Regions from separate parts of the Homo sapiens genome. Here region 2 is linked to region 1. Evidence: read pairs that join two places in POLR2A ChIA-PET (ENCODE). Cell type or tissue: OCI-LY7. All regions are shown on one strand.

Evidence for each region. ChIA-PET counts read pairs that join two places held together with the same protein. Peaks named below come from ENCODE experiments on the same cell type or tissue, not always from the same donor. Only the 100,000 strongest peaks of a DNase experiment are listed, where the experiment ranks them.
Region 2: POLR2A ChIA-PET joins it to region 1 with 6 read pairs; 3 of 35 experiments call an interaction of 5 or more read pairs at or near these places.

What each region holds. Positions count from the first base shown.
Region 1 is chr4:185,261,968-185,269,967 of GRCh38, forward strand. SNX25 (sorting nexin 25) reads left to right here. Exons shown (of 19, transcript NM_001378034.2): 4 at 2,471-2,643; 5 at 5,002-5,188. Among named protein-coding and RNA genes, the nearest start is that of SNX25, 56 kb to the left of the region's middle. RefSeq lists an enhancer at 3,911-4,412. In OCI-LY7, no CTCF peak of the experiment used is centred here; DNase peaks (open chromatin) are centred at 1,644 and 4,224; H3K4me3 peaks cover 2,612 bases; H3K27ac peaks cover 4,521 bases.
Region 2 is chr4:185,321,060-185,329,059 of GRCh38, forward strand. It overlaps SNX25 (sorting nexin 25), which reads left to right. Exons shown (of 19, transcript NM_001378034.2): 9 at 2,469-2,741. LOC124900827 (a long non-coding RNA gene) reads right to left here. Exons shown (of 3, transcript XR_007058416.1): 3 at 3,792-3,880. Among named protein-coding and RNA genes, the nearest start is that of LRP2BP, 71 kb to the right of the region's middle. In OCI-LY7, no CTCF peak of the experiment used is centred here; no DNase peak of the experiment used is centred here.

The DNA.
Region 1 (8,000 bases):
TACAATGAGACCGGCAGACAGTGAGTCCAGGTTTAATGGCAAATATCTGTATCTGCCTGCCCCAGGTAAACAGTGCTTTGTCCTAGAAATCTCCAGTAGTGTGCAGATCTCTAGTGGCTGCAGAATGACTTTGGTAGCCTGGGTAGCACCCAGTTGAATTGGCCACTATCAGACAAAGAATAATAAATTGCCTTAATAAAACAACACGTCCTTTAGTTGACTGTTGGGCAATTGTTTGTGGAGGCAGCTTTCCGGTCAGCCTGTGTTTATTTCTAGGCCATCATTCTATTGCTGCTTTAAGCCAATCCAGATCACATTTAATTCTTGCCTCTGCTTCCTCTTCCTTTGTCCCATCTGTCTCGCTCCAGCATGTTTTGGGAAAATCTAAAAATGATTGCTTTTATACTATTATTTCAATAGCATCTTTAATTTCATAGTTTTCTTTGCTGGTCGAGTACTGGCATACAGTTTGAGGGAAAAAAAGAATGTTTTTATTCGTGTGTTTTCCTTCTTTGTCTCTGAAATGTTCTTTTTCATCTTTGTAATTTCTGATTGTGGTGTAATTTAAAGAGTTGGGACTTGAGATTGAAACAGAACAGGACTTGAGAGAGTTACTTCTACCTTTTATTACCTCTGTGACTTTGACAGTTCACATAATCATTCAGATCTTAATTTTCTCATCTATAGAATACACGTGATGATGTCTACTTTTTGGTGTAGGTGGGAGGATTAAGTCATTGTACATTTGAAACTTTTTAAATAAAAGATTAATGTCCTTTTGCTCACTCAAGGAATGAGAACCCAGAGGTACGTAGTAGGAATCACAGCAAACAAATGATTGATCCACACGGAACACAGTAAGGATGCTGCAAAGACTGATGCTACAACCCACCAGAAGGCTAGTAGATGCCTCCTGCCACAGAAGCAGCCCCACCCCTCGTGGTGCTTTCTTGGCTTTAAAGCAATACTTGATGTCCACTTTCTAGAGGACATCATAGGAATATCCTGCTTGGAGTTAGTGGAAGGATTCCAGGGAGAGATCTGCCATTCCTTCTTCCATAGATCAAGCTGCTTTGGCCAGCCCTCTGGCCTTTGGCTCAGTCAGAAGTATTTTCCCTAACTTAGCTGTAGGAGGGAGAGGAACTTGTGGCAGTCTGAGTACCAGGCTCCTTTATTATCTGCCTTCCACTGTTAACGGAGAAGGGACTGTGTACCGTTTGAGAGAGATTTTGATATTGTTTAAATAAGCTTCTCTTGTAAAAGTGGTTTTTTTTTCCAACTTCCTCCAGTGCTTATTAGCTAAATATATATTTAAAAAAAGAATTACCTTTAAAAGTGCTTGACATGATAAAGGAGTAGCATCTTAATCTTACTATATTGAAATATCAACCTAGCTGGCAGCAAAGCTAGAGTTTAAAATAATTGAAGATGCCATTTTTAAAAAGTCAGCGTATCAGTATATGCATAAAGGCTTATTCTAAAAATTTCCTTTCATGTTGCTGGCTTTACACATTAGGATAGAATTCCTTCAGGTTGTACAAGACAGAGGAAACCTTTCTTTTCTAGCGTTATACACTCTAGAAACTAGTTTCAGTCTCCAGTGCAAAATAAATTTCAGTTAACACCTGAGAGGCATGGGTCCTAAAGGTACTAATATGCACTAGTTTCATTTCCTGTGCAGTACCTAGTATGTTTCTCTCCCTCTGCTTCATGTTTTTTCTCATTGTTAGCTACTAGTTACTGTAAAAATCTCTTATACTTTGCCTCCTCATCTAGAACATATTAGAAAACGCAGCATCCCAGGCTTTCTTGAATCACTATCAAGATACTATGGGAAGGGAAGTATAGAAAGTTCTGTTTTCCAGTCCTCTTCACTCAGATCCTCCAAATTAATGTTCCTGGGATGGAGTCAGTACAGGGAAGTGCACAACCAAGGTTGTCAAGACTGGTTGAAAAATACTTTGGAGCCTCACAGAAGGCAATTTGCCATCAAATTAGATAACGTCGAGTTTATAGACCCTCTAGCTCACTAGAAATACCTGTAGACTTTTTATCCTATTATCTCCCAGTCAGAAAGCAGGCTGGCAACCCTGGTTTATGCTTTGTTAGGTTTTTTTGAAAAATGAAGCTGCAGGTCATATTTAAGAAAACATCTAGAAGACTTAAAAATTACTAAATAAATACTCGTACCTTTTTAGATTGTTGCTGTGATTTTGGAGTTATATAGACCCTTTGATGCTACTGAAGTTCGTTGTTATGATTTCATTTGAAATCCAAAAAAGGCCATGCATTTGCATTTATTCTAGCAAAAGTTTTCCAGATGAGTTGATGGTTGAGGAAATTTGATTATTTAGGAGATGGCAGTTACTATAACCAATGTGTTTCTCATTTGAAATATTTTTTACCTAATAGTACATAATTGAATTGTTTCTAGAAACTTCTTTCCTTCTTTTTCACTCTCTTTATTTAGACATGAAGAACAGCCAAGACCTTTTGTGTTGCACGCATGCTTGAGGAACTCAGATGATGAAGTAAGATTTCTACAAACGTGTTCTCGGGTTCTGGTGTTTTGTCTCCTCCCCTCAAAGGATGTGCAGTCTCTCAGCTTACGTATAATGCTTGCAGAAATTCTCACAACAAAAGGTAGACTTATACAGTTGATTTCACTAATTCAATAAGTGTGCAAACTAATGTGCTACATGCAGACCTTGTTTACTGTTGAACATATGGGATTTGAAGTATTTTCAAAATCTTGTTTATATGTCTCTAAAACTATTTGGCCATTCAGGATAAACTTAAATTTTTAATATGACATATCGCCAAATGCACAGTCCATTAAGTTGCATGTTTTGACATAGAAAACAAGTTTTTATGCTCTTCACAGGGAAGCATTCATTTGGGATAGCTTTTGAGTTATCTAGGCCAATAATATATACATTAATGAAAGTATGTGTATGTGTGTATAATATCTATATAATATCCATAGTATGTATGTTTATATATTACGTGTGTGTGTGTGTTCAAATTCTTTTTTTTTTCTTTAAATAGAGATGGGGGTCTTACTATGTTGCCCAGGCAAGTCTTGAACTCCTGGGTTCAAGTGATCCTCCCACTTAGGCCTCCCAAAGTGCTGAGATTACAGGTGTGAGCAACCATCCCTGACCACAGTCAAATTCTGATTAGCATATTTACTTAAAATATCTTTGCTATATGATTTGTTGATAATGCGTATACAGTAATGCATTGCTTAACAACAGGGATGTGTCCGAAGAAATGTGTCATTAGACAATGTCATTGTGCAAATATCATAGAGTGTACTTACACACCTACATGGGATAGCCCACTACACATGTGGGCAATATGGTGTAACCTATTGCTCCTAGACTATAAACCTTATACCATATTACTGTACTGAATACTGTAGGCAATAGTAACACAATGATATTTGTGTATCTAAGTATAGAAAAGGTACAGTAAAAATATGGTATAAAAGATAAACAACAGTACACCTATATAGGACACTTACCATGAATGGAGCTTGCAGGACTGGATGTTGCTCTGAGTGAGTGGGGAGTGACTGTGAAGGCCTAGGACATGACTGTGCACCACTGCAGACTTCATAAACAGTGTACGCTTAGGCTACACTACATTTATTTAAAATTTTATTTTCTTCAATAAATTAACCTTAGCTTACTATAACTTTTTTTACTTTATGAACTTTTAATTTTTTTAAACTTTTTGACTCTTTTGTAATAACATTTATCATCATTATCAAGTATGCACTGTACATAATTGTATGTGCTGTATTTTTATACTATTGACAGTGCAATAGGTTTCTTTACACTAGCTTGACCTCATTAAATGGTAGAAAATTTTCAGCTTCATTATAATCTTATGGGGGCCACTGTCATATAGTCAGTCTGTTGTTGACCAAAATGTCATTATGTGGCGCATGACTGTACATAATTTTGTGAACTTGGAATATGTAAAAAGGAACTGTACCACAATATAATGTGATTACTAGAAAAAAGTTAACTATATCCAGGGAAATGCTTAGTCAGGATAAGAGAAACTTTCCCTATCTCAGTCTCAGACAAATAGCATTGCATTTGAGATGCAGTGATTATCTCATTTACTATCTCAGGATAAGCCAGCTGTGCCCATCAGCTATTATAACCAACCACAGAGAAGAGAGGAAGTTTCTAATCTCAAGTTACAAGGATGGCTTTGTAATAGTGTCATTGACTTTTTAACTTCCTCTCTGAGGTCTGTTTTAACCAGTTGGGGAGAATGTTGACTTTCATCCTTTGGCAGACTAAGCTTGTCAAAACGTATTGAGCCTTATAAAATAAGTAAAAGAAAAAAATCAGTGTTTTTTTGGTTGTTGTAATTTTGTGGTTTTTTGTTTTTTGAGATGGAGTCTCACTCTGTCGCCAAGGCTGGAGTGCAGTGGCGAGATCTCGGCTCACTGCAACCTCTGCCTCCCGGGTTCAAGCAATTCTCCTGCCTCAGTCTCCCGAGTAGCTAGGATTACAGACATGTGCCACCATGCATGGCTAATTTTTGTGTTTTTGGTAGAGATTGGGGTTTCACCATGTTAGCCAGGCTGGTCTCAAACTCCTGACCTCAAGTGATCCACCTGTCTCAGCCTCCCAAAGTGCTGGGATTACAGGTGTGAGCCACCACGCCCGGCCTTAATTTTGATAGATTTGTTAGCAACTTGAGTTCCAAATGACTTCCCTTCATGATTCTTTTACATTTCACTTATTTATTAAAATGACAACTTGATTATAGCCATGGATGATAACATATTTGGAGGGATAGGCAGCTGTATGTGTGCATGTGTGTACATTTTTGAATTGTTTATTGTATTATATAGATATTCCCCTGTTTGACTACTTGAAAAATGTTTCCCAAATGTAGTCTCAGTTATGTGATACATAAACAGTTCCCTTAAAGAAGAATACCTTTCTCAGTGGCTATTTCTTCTTCTTCCTGTAGTCTTGAAGCCGGTAGTGGAGTTACTGAGTAATCCAGATTACATTAACCAAATGCTGCTTGCCCAGCTGGCGTACAGAGAGCAAATGAATGAGCATCACAAGAGAGCCTACACCTATGCCCCCTCTTACGAGGACTTCATCAAGCTCATTAACAGCAACTCTGATGTGGAGTTCTTGAAGCAACTAAGGTATTTGGTCTTCAATTATAGCACAGCAACAGCTACTGATTATCATCCCCTGCCTAGTTAGGTTAAAAAAAAAAAAAAGTAGTTGTCAGGGAAGCAGAAATAAAACAAGTCTATAAATCTTACTATTTAGTGACAGCTAAATTTATCCAGCGTCTCCTTAGCAGTGTAATTAGAATGAATTTTTTTAAAGTATTAGGTTTTTCAAATACAGTTGACTCGAACAATTTGGGGCACCCACGCTCCCCACCGCCCCCACCCCCAGTCAAAAATCACATATAACATTTGACTTGGGCCAAGCACAGTGGCTCAAAAGTGCTGTAATCCCAGCACTTTGGGAGGCTGAGGTGGGCGGATCACTTGAGGTCAGGAGTTCAAGACCAGCGCGGCCAACATGGTGAAACCGCATCTCTACTAAAAATACAAAAATCAGCTGGGTGTGGTGGCACATGCCTGTAGTCCCAGCTACTCAGGAGGCTGAGGTATGAGAATCACTTGAACCTGGGAGGTGGAGGTTGCAGTGAGCTGAGATCACACCACTGCACTCCAGCCTGGGTGACAGAGTGAGACTCCTTCTAAAAAAAAAAAAAAAATTGACTCTCCAAATACTTAACTACTAAATACCTTACTGTTGACCAAAGCCTTACTAATAACATAAACAGTTGATTAGCACGTATCTTGTGTGTTATATGTGTTATATACTGTATTCTTACAATAAAGTAAGCTGGAGAAAAGAAAATATTATGAAAACCAGAAAGAGAAAATATATTTACTATGCAGTAAGTGGAAGTAGATCATCATAAAGGTCTTCATCCTCATCTCTTCACATGGAAGTATGCTGAGGAGGAAGAGAATGAGGAGGGGTTTGTCTTACTGTCTCAGGTGGCAGAGGCAGAACAAAATCCTGTGTAAGTGGACTCATGCAGTTCAAACCTATGTTTTTCAAGAGTCAGCTGTAATGAGGCTATAATAGACTGAAAGCTCTTCAGATGTCGGGAGTACCTGCTTAGCTGCTCAGATGACTACCTTAGAAAAGCACTGGAAGGACATCAGAAGGAGAAGATGTGTTTCAAATTACAGAGTAGAACATTGTGTTGGTTTTTGTTTGTCTTGGACAGTACAGAGGCTTGGGTTTGGGAATAAGAGGTTCTAGATTAATTATTTTGAGAAAACACATTTGAAAATACCATAGGAGTATCTTTTATAGGGGAGCACAGTGTCCCTTGTTATACCTGAGATATTTTAGGGGGTGTGTATTTTTGTGTATTTTTAATAGTATATACACATTTAGTATGATTATATAGTATTATCTAGTTTGTAAATTTTCTAGGCTTCTGTTTCTCTACCCTTCTTTTTAATGTTCCCAAATGATAATATAGGGGAAAGAAAGAAAACTCTTATATGTTCATTTTGCTTTTCATTAATAATTTTGGTAAAACCCTGATGGAAAAGTAAAATATTGGTTGAAATTGGGTGTTTGAATTAGTCGAGGTTTTTAAACTTGTGACATTTGCTTTTGAACTAGGGTTAACATTAAGATGACTCATGCTGTTTAATTTTCTGATTCGAATAAAGCACCATCTAAGGAGGCATAGACGTAGATGGCACTGTGTTCTTATACATGGTGTCATGTGTTAATCTAGGTGTCACAAATACATAATGACAGCTTCAATTTACAAATACATACCTCAAATACATAATGACGGGTTCAATTTACAAATATATACTCAAATATATAATGATGAGTTCAATGTAAATGGATTTGTTTACAAGGAATTTAATTTTGGGTATAATATATATCTGATGTAATATCTGGAGATTTAATGTTTCTCTTGCCATGCATAATTTTGAATAGACTACATGATATTCTTTATAGATTTGTTTTTATTTCTGTCTGAGTCTAGACATTTCTTTTTCGTAAGTGTGATGCTTGAGCTAGAACCCAAGAGCCAGTATTCCAGGTTTGTTATGTGAGGCTCACAGGTTACATCCACTCAAGTCATCCTTATCATAGTGTCCTTCGATTCCTTTTAAAGCATCATTCTATAAAAGTGAAAGAGCTCAGTGGTAGAACACCCTTGTTGCCTCTCCTCTCCCTAAAACTGTACGTACACACACACACCCCAAACTCTAGTTGTAGGGATGCTATTCAAACCTATACTCGAATACTCATCTACCTGGTGTTTTCGTGCCTGCTGTTCCTGGATTTGCTGTGCATGGTGTGACAAGGTGACATGATGACTATGCCCCACAACGTTATAAATTCTTCCTAAGTCATTGTTTATGAACAGATAACTCATGTTGATAATTTGTGGCTTCATTGAATTCCTGAGCATTTTTCTTTGACCAAATAGTCGTTCCACAGTAAAGGCAGGTGTGGACTATTTGGTAACCCCAAGTGAGTTTAAGATAACAATCTAGAGTCAATAGTGGCAGATTAAGAGAATCAGTATTCCTTGTTCTTACAGACTTGTGGATGAGTGTTCTATTTTGTGTGCCAAACTGAAGATTCCAGCACTGCACATAGGGATGTATTTAATAGTTAATGGAGGAAACAGAAAGGCATCAGAGTTTTGTTGTTGTTTTGTTGTTGTTGTTGTTTTTTAAGAGACAAGGTCCTGTGGTGTTGCCCACACTGGAAACAAACTCTAAGGCTCAAACAGTCCTCTCCCTCAGCCTTCCAAGTAGCTGGGACTACAGGCGAGCTCCTGATTTTTTAAAAATCAGAACTAGTTATTTTGAATGATCTACCACTGGTTCTCTAGCACCATCTGTTATTTTGTATCTTAACACAGTTCCTGTATTGTAAGATGAA
Region 2 (8,000 bases), 59 kb after region 1:
TAGTCAAGGGAAAAAAGGTTTTATAAATGTACCAAGAGATTGAATTTAGTTTTGGGTATTTTTTTTACACATTGTAAAAAGACATATACATATCCACATTACTATTATAATGAATTTGGCCCCCTCACCTACACTTCAGTCTCATAATCTTGCCATTTATAATATCATAATGTGCATGTTTTATACTTTGCCTTTCATTTCAATTTTTTTTTTTTTTTTTTGAGACGGAGCCTTACTCTTTTACCCAGGCTGGAGTGCAGTGGGGCGATCTCGGCTCACTGCAACCTCAGCCTCCCAGGTTCAAGCGGTTCTCCTCCCTCACACTCCCGAGTAGCTGGGATTACAGGTGTGTGCTACCACACCCAGCTAATTTTTGTATTTTTAGTAGAGACGGGGTTTTACCGTGTTGGCCAGACTGGTCGCGAACTCCTGACCTCAGGTGATCTGTCCACGTGGGCCTCCCAAAGTACTGGGATTACAGTCATGAGCCACCGCAGCCAGCTTTTATTTCAATTTAAATATGAATAAAGGAAAATAAAATTATTTTGGGGTACACATACATCTTACAGTGAAGATCCCAATAATCAGCATCATGCTTTGCATTTGGCAATAAATATTTAAGAATTAAGTGTACACAGTCTTTATGTATACAGTCAGCCTTCCTTATCTGTGGGTTCTATATCTGTAGATTCAACCAACCATGGACTGAAAATATTTGGGGGGAAAAAAACTGCATCTGTACTGAACATGTACAGACCTTTTTCCTTGTCATTATTTCCTAAAAATACAAAATCAGCCATTTACGGAGCATTTACGTTGTATTAGGTATAAGTAATCTAGAGAGGATTTAAAATATATGAGAGAATGTACATAGTTACACGCAAAAACGCTGCACCATTTTATATCAGGGACTTGAATGTCCTCGGATTTTGGTATCTTCAGGAGATCTTAGAACCAATCTTCCATAGATCCCGAGGGGCAACCGTATATGTATGTATATGTCTGTAAATGTACACAATAATATCTATAACATGTGACATATGTGATCAGTATATACTATTGTAAGAGGTTTATTAAAATAAGTACCAAGAGGCTGGATGCGGTGGCTCACGCCTGTAATCCCAGCACTTTGGGAGGCCAAGGTGGACAGTTCACAAGGTCAGGAGTTCAAGACCAGCCTGGCCGACATGGTGAAACCCTGTCTCTACTAAAAATACAAAAATTAGCCAGGCGTGGTGATGTGGGCCTGTAATCCCAGCTACTTGGGAGGCTGAGGCAAGAGAATTGCTTGAACCTGGGAAGGTGGAGGTTGCAGTAAGCCGAGATCACGCCACTACACTCCAGCCTGGGCGACAGCAAGATTTGGTCTTGGGGAAGGTGGGGGGGAAGCACCAAGAGCATATTGTACACTGAATTACTCATTTTCATATGAATGTTGCCAGAATAGACTGCCAAATATATTGTAAGTCACAAACTATATTTGTTAAGGAACTAAATCCAGTCCTATAGTGTCTTTAAATCTTTTATTGTTAATTTACAAGCCCCAAATTACCTAATTTTATCCAATATTGTAGTTGCTAACTCTATTACTCATTTTATTCACCAGTTTTGACTCCACATAACTTCTGGTTGTTCTCAAAGGAATATTGTAAAGAGCAATCTAAAAAGGTTTTCCTAAACTATGGAAGAGAATTTGAAATATTTCAATGGAGTAAGAGCAGCTAGCTTCCTCGAAATAGCCTTATTTTGATCTAGCAACATTGATTTGGATGTTAACATTCTGGGATGTATGTTAAATTAGTTATGTTCATTAAGTTGTATGCCTTTGCTCTTTACTATTGTTGAAAACTGCGTAACATTTCTAGAGTTAATGTAATGCCTCTAGAGGAACTGTAAAGATTATGTTAATCCAAAGAGATGTTTTGCATTTCTGAAGTAGGCTGGTGATGACACAGGCTCATTGCTGAAGACAAAGCTGTCTAATATAAGCTTGACTAGGACATAATCATTCTGAAGTAGTCATTCTGAAGAGTGTTTTTCTCGTTTTTCTGAGTTACACAATTATTATATTGACTTCTTTCTGGGATGAGAAATGGCACTTCTAGTTACTTATATTAGGTAAAAAGTTAAATTGACATTAGCTAATACATTTTCTTCTTGTGGAATTGAGATTTATGAAAAGGAATCTATTGCAGGAAGAGAACTGTTCTTATTCTGTTTTTGCCCCCTCCAGTGTTTAAAATAAATTGCAGGTGTTAACTGTTCAACATGTTCATTTAAAGAATTAGTTTTTTTTTTTTTAGGATCTGACATTTGCTCCTTGACCCTGAATATGGACACAAAATTCTACATACCAGGGTGCATCTTAAATGTCTTTCTTCTGACTTTCAAATGCAAATAATTCAGAGAAAAATAATTTCTCTCAGAGATGATATGTCTTACTTTTCCTTATCTTCCTGTCTTTTCAGAATGAAATTCCACAATTAGTTGGTGAAATTTATCAGAATTTCTTTGTGGAGAGCAAAGAAATATCTGTGGAAAAATCACTTTACAAAGAAATTCAGCAGTGTCTTGTAGGAAATAAAGGTATTGAAGTATTCTACAAAATCCAGGAAGATGTTTATGAGACCCTAAAGGATAGGTATTACCCTTCATTTATTGTCAGTGACCTGTATGAGAAATTGTTGATAAAAGAGGAAGAAAAACATGCCTCACAGATGATTTCCAACAAGGATGAGATGGTGAGTCACATTTAACTTTCTGCTCCTTTTTATTGGATAAGCTTTTAAATATGTTTAAGTGGGTGCATATTGTGTGAGCCAAATTTGATGCACATCTTCATCTTTTAATATACAGGACCTTAAATAGAATAAAAGTAGCATCGTTTAATATACAAGACCTTAAATAGAATAAAAAGTAAGCATCAATAACCTTGTCTCTGGTTGTATGTATTTCTTTCTTCCCCTTTTATCCTCTGACATACATCTTCCCTCATGCTGGCATTGAGTCAGAGACCTCCTGCCCTCTGTCTGTTTTAGATACACCTCTGGTCTGACTCCTGAAAAGTGAGGGCAGAAAGTCTGTAGGGTGGGACATTTATGGGTTAGACCAGCTAAGAAAATCAGTAGAACTATATAGCCCTGGAAGAGAGAAGGGATGGGGAAAAAATGAGGAGAGGTAGGGAATGTGGGAGAAGTTAAAGGAAATATTTTGGAGTTTAAAGAAGGCAGAAGAAATTAAAATGCTCCAAAAGAAAACTTCCTAATGTAAGAGTTAAATAAAGAGGAAAGAAACACGAAAGACAGGTTTATTTTGGAGAATAAACCTGAGAGGGGCTTCTGGCCGATTTCAGTCAGGAGCACTCTCTCTTACAGACTAAAGAGTATTTATTGGTTTTAGGGTGAGAGAGCTTATCACAGGCTTGGAATGTTTCTGTGTGGAGGAGAAGTTTATTGCAAGGTTGGAATGTCTCCGATCAGAGGGGAGGTTATCTTGGGGCTCACATCTCTCTGGCTGGAGGGGAGGTTATCTCGGGGCTGGCTTGTCTCTGGTCGGGGAGGGATTTATCTTAGGGTTGGAACGTTTCTAGTTGGAGATGTCATTTGTGGTTTATGGTCTTACTGACTTCAGCTATTAGGCTGATGCCCTTTGGATTTAGGTGGTTTTTGATCAAGGGGATCTTTAGAATGGCGGTGCTTGTCCAGGATGGCGATGCTCCTGCTCTGTCAATCCAGACCCTTAAAAAGGACAAGGGGCAGCGTGTTCCTTCTGGCTACTTCCTACTGATGAGGGGACGGAGAGTTTTCTGGTCTTGGATTGACTGTAAGAGTAATGCCGTCTGTAGATGTTTTTGGGTAGTTGCTGTGAAATAGCTGTAATCCTGTCATTTAAAAATTTTTGAAAAAGGTTAATTAGGCAGGGTAAGAACATTAGTCCTAGGCATATTATTAGGAGAGAGCCCAGGAATGGGATCACCAATGCTATGATTTTGTTTCCAAACCAAGAATCTGTTTGGTTATTTTGGTATTCCCTTAGCTTTTTAGCCCTTTCTTTAAGTTTTTCAGCAGTGTCTCTTACTAGGCCCAATTGATTGAGATAGAAACAACATTCCTCACCCAATGAGAGGCAGAGGCACATGTTTGGAAAGGTCCATGTGTAATTTTCTGTTAGTAACCATTATTAAAAGACAAATCGCCAGGTGCAGTGGCTCACGCCTGTAATCCCAGCACTTTAGGAGGCTGAGGTGGGTGGATCATGAGGTCAGGAGTTTGAGACCAGCCTGGCCAACACAGTGAAACCCCGTCTCTACTAAAAATACAAAAAATTAGCTGGGTGTGATAGCATGCGCCTGTAGTCCCAGCTACTTGGGAGGCTGAGGCAGGAGAATCACTTGAACCCGCGAGGCAGAGGTTGCAGTGAGCCAAGATCGTGCCACTGCACTCCAGCCTGGGCGACAATGTGAGACTCCGTCTCAAAAAAAAAAAAAAAAAAAGACAAATCATGGTAGGACTGATTTGCTGTATTATATTGGTTTAATTATTTGCATACAGCGCAGTAAGAAGAATTATTTATTAAATAGACCTTTTAAATTGGCTTTGATGAAACTTTGTTCTGCAGAAGGAATCTGAGATAAGACCTTTTTAAAGCCAAGCCCAGCCATGGATTTGTACTGTCAGATAACTATGAGTTGGGTGATTTTTCTCCTCTTGAGATTCCAAGATAACTTGGGGTTCCTGGCCTGTCAAAAAGTGACATTCTTTACTCATCACAGATCAGAAACCCTGTACAGGGACTGTGTACACAAAATATGGGGCCAGTTTTCCAAGGGCTTTATTGGCTTCATAAGTCAAGTTTGATTCCTTAAAGGAAGGCACACCATTCCAGTCGAAGCATGGGTAAAAATAACCAGTTTTTCCAGTTGTGTCCTGTTACAAAAGAAAACAGATTCTTATTGCACTTATGCAAATAACTATATTGCCATAACTTAAGAATACTCAGAGATGGTTTCCAAATTCTGGAGAAAGTCAGGTAGAGAGAAACAAGTATGCTCCAAATTTTGTTCATGGGAGTATACTAAATTGTTGAAAACTGTCAGTAGCCCAAAAGAAAAGTTACTTTGACTTTGAAAAGCAAAACAAAGGATTAGCAATATTTTAAGCAAAACGTCAGAAAGGTCACTCCAGTCTCCTGTTAGTTCAGTTCGTGCAGTTAATTCCTGTCCTGCTTGACATTAATGAACATTTTAGCTATTCAAGAGTCCTGAACATGTTTCCTCTATTCTGATGTCACAATCTCCAAAGTTATCAGAAACCTGCATTTGAGAGCACCTGTTAGAGCTTTATAGCTGATTATAAAACCACCTTCTAAAGAGGACCAAAACAAGACAACAATTGTTTATGGATGACCAAAAGTTTTAGGGTAGCCATAGTTAAAGACACAATTGACAAGGAAATCTGTTACCTGTGTGGCACAAAATAATTTTAACATAACAATTATAATTACTACTGATAACATACATTAAGATATATCAGAATTATAGGCGTCTCCCAAAACGTTGGAACACATACCAGTAACTTATTTATACAAACATAGCCCAAAGAGAGCCGAACACCATTTTATATTTGACAATTCTTCCTATATGATTTTATACCAAATAAGCCAAATTTTACTTTTATATTAGTGTGCTATTAATGTTAAACTCAATTTTTAATAAACCTGTAGACACATTTACCCTATTTTAATGTTTGACCACAAGTTAAGATTTTTATAGACCCTTTTTAACCCTTTATAATTTTTGTTAAAGAGCAGGTTAGTGCTTTAAGAAAAACCTGTTGTGCTTTTATTTTAATGCTCAATTTACAGAAAAACTGGATGATACCCCTTCAACTTTAGCCAATATGTTTACACATGGAATTTCCTTTACAATTAACCTTCCAAAACTTGCTTAAACCTTCATTTTTATTTTATTCAACTTAAAACAATTCTTTAACCTTTTAATCTAGGTAAAAATCCACATTCTTATGCCTCCTTATAATCTTTTTACCAAAAGTATACGTAAAATGTTTTTTCAATAGTCTTAAATACATGTTACACTGTTAACTTTTAGCAACCTTTACTTTTGTTGGTAAGTTTGGGATTTTAATTATGTACTAGGTGGAGAGCCTAGGACCTAGACAGAAATGCAGATAAGGTCTGACTTACTCCAGCATTTAACTCCATGTCTCCTGGGCCTTCCCTAGCTGCAAAGCAGGCAGGTTGTACAGCTAAGAGTTATAGTAGCATTTTATAAAGCATTCAGGAGGCTTAATCACTTTTAAATTGTACAACATTTGTTGTATGAATTCCCTTTTATAAAATTTTTCATGACTTACACAGACAATCTCTGACATGCCTCAACTTTCTCATTTGTTGTAAACATCCCTCTCTTTAAACAACCAGTTAATTTACTTTAGGACAAGAATTTACCATATAAGATAATTTTTTATATAAATTATCTTTTCTTTAATATCTTTTGCATAGCTAGGGGGTATGGCTAATTTCACATGTCCCCAGGCCTTATCTGTTTTTGTTTATTAACTTGGTTTACAGTTTAGCTTTGAAACAAAGATGGTAACAGTCCTTTCACAAAACAAACTTCCTTCATGTCTGTGGACTAGACTGCCTAAGGCCACCAGATTAGAAGTTAGGGTATTTCATTAAATAGTTCAAGATGTAGTTAACTTTATTAAACCAATATTAATGTTTCATTTATTAAAAAATTACACAAGCAAAGATTATTCTGTCTGGGCTGAGTTATAATTTTGTAGCCTCTATGCCAAATTTTGACACTTTATAGTATTCGGCAGAGATAAGTATGAAATTGCTTGATCGATAAATGCAAACAAAAATGTATGCTGGCAGTTCTTAAGACATTTCTGATCTTACTGTACCAGTAAGTTTTAGTCTCGTGAACTGAAAGATCCCATAGCTTTTACTTTTCCCTTAAAAATATTTGATTTAAGCACTTATTTTTCTTAGGCCAATTAATTAGAGTTCTTTTAATAGACATTGCACACAACACATGTATAGCCACACAGGCAACCAGAAGAAGATCCAGTAGTTATAAGATTTTTTTTTTCTAATTTCCCAATTGGATTATTGGCCTTTGGGTGAGGCCCTTTAAGAACAGGGCTAGGAAAACAATTTCCAGGGCCTAATAAACAAGTATAGCTGGAAGACAAAGACAGATTTTGAGAGGTACTTATTCACCTCTAATTCCAGGGGTTCCATAAGGAAAACAGATTTTTTCCCAAAACGGGATTTGTGGCACTTTTTCTGTTTTCCCAAGGAGCCCCAGGCCACCAGGTGTCATTTTAGGGTCTTTCATACGTGCACCAAGAGTGGCAAGACAGAGTGGAAAAAAGTAATTCAGTTGACTAGGAAAAAACCTTTTTCAGGAAAACAAGATTTATGAAGAGGAAAACATAAAGGCCTTTTGAATATACTCGTAGCTTGGATATCCATTTTAATTAAGCTGAGCGCTTTCTTATCAGGGGTGAGGGTGGAGGTTAGAATTATATAAATGTCATGCCAAGTTAAATTAAAGGATTGGGTTATGTGTAGGAATTCCCTGTGATAATGAGAGGGATTTTCAGAAAAAGATCCCAGATGCTATTTGATCTGCGACAAATCAAACATGGAGAAAGGGACATGAACGCGAGCAGTGCCTTTAGCCCCAGGCGCTTCCTGGAGAGGGAGAATGGCGGATTGACTGGTTGGAGTAGTTTTTGAACAGGTAACAGGTAGAGAAGGAGGAGGAGCAGGATTTGGGACTGAAGGCTTGGGGGCAGGAGGGGCCACCAGATTGGAGGTTTGAACAGGCGAGGAGCAGATGCAGGGAAATGAGAATACGGAGGGGGTTCATCTGCAGGCTCAAAAGGGGTTTCCAAGGAAGGGGTTTCAAAGGAAGGAGTTTCAGAGGAAGGAGAGACCCGGGGAGGGTTTTCATTAAGAAGAAGGAT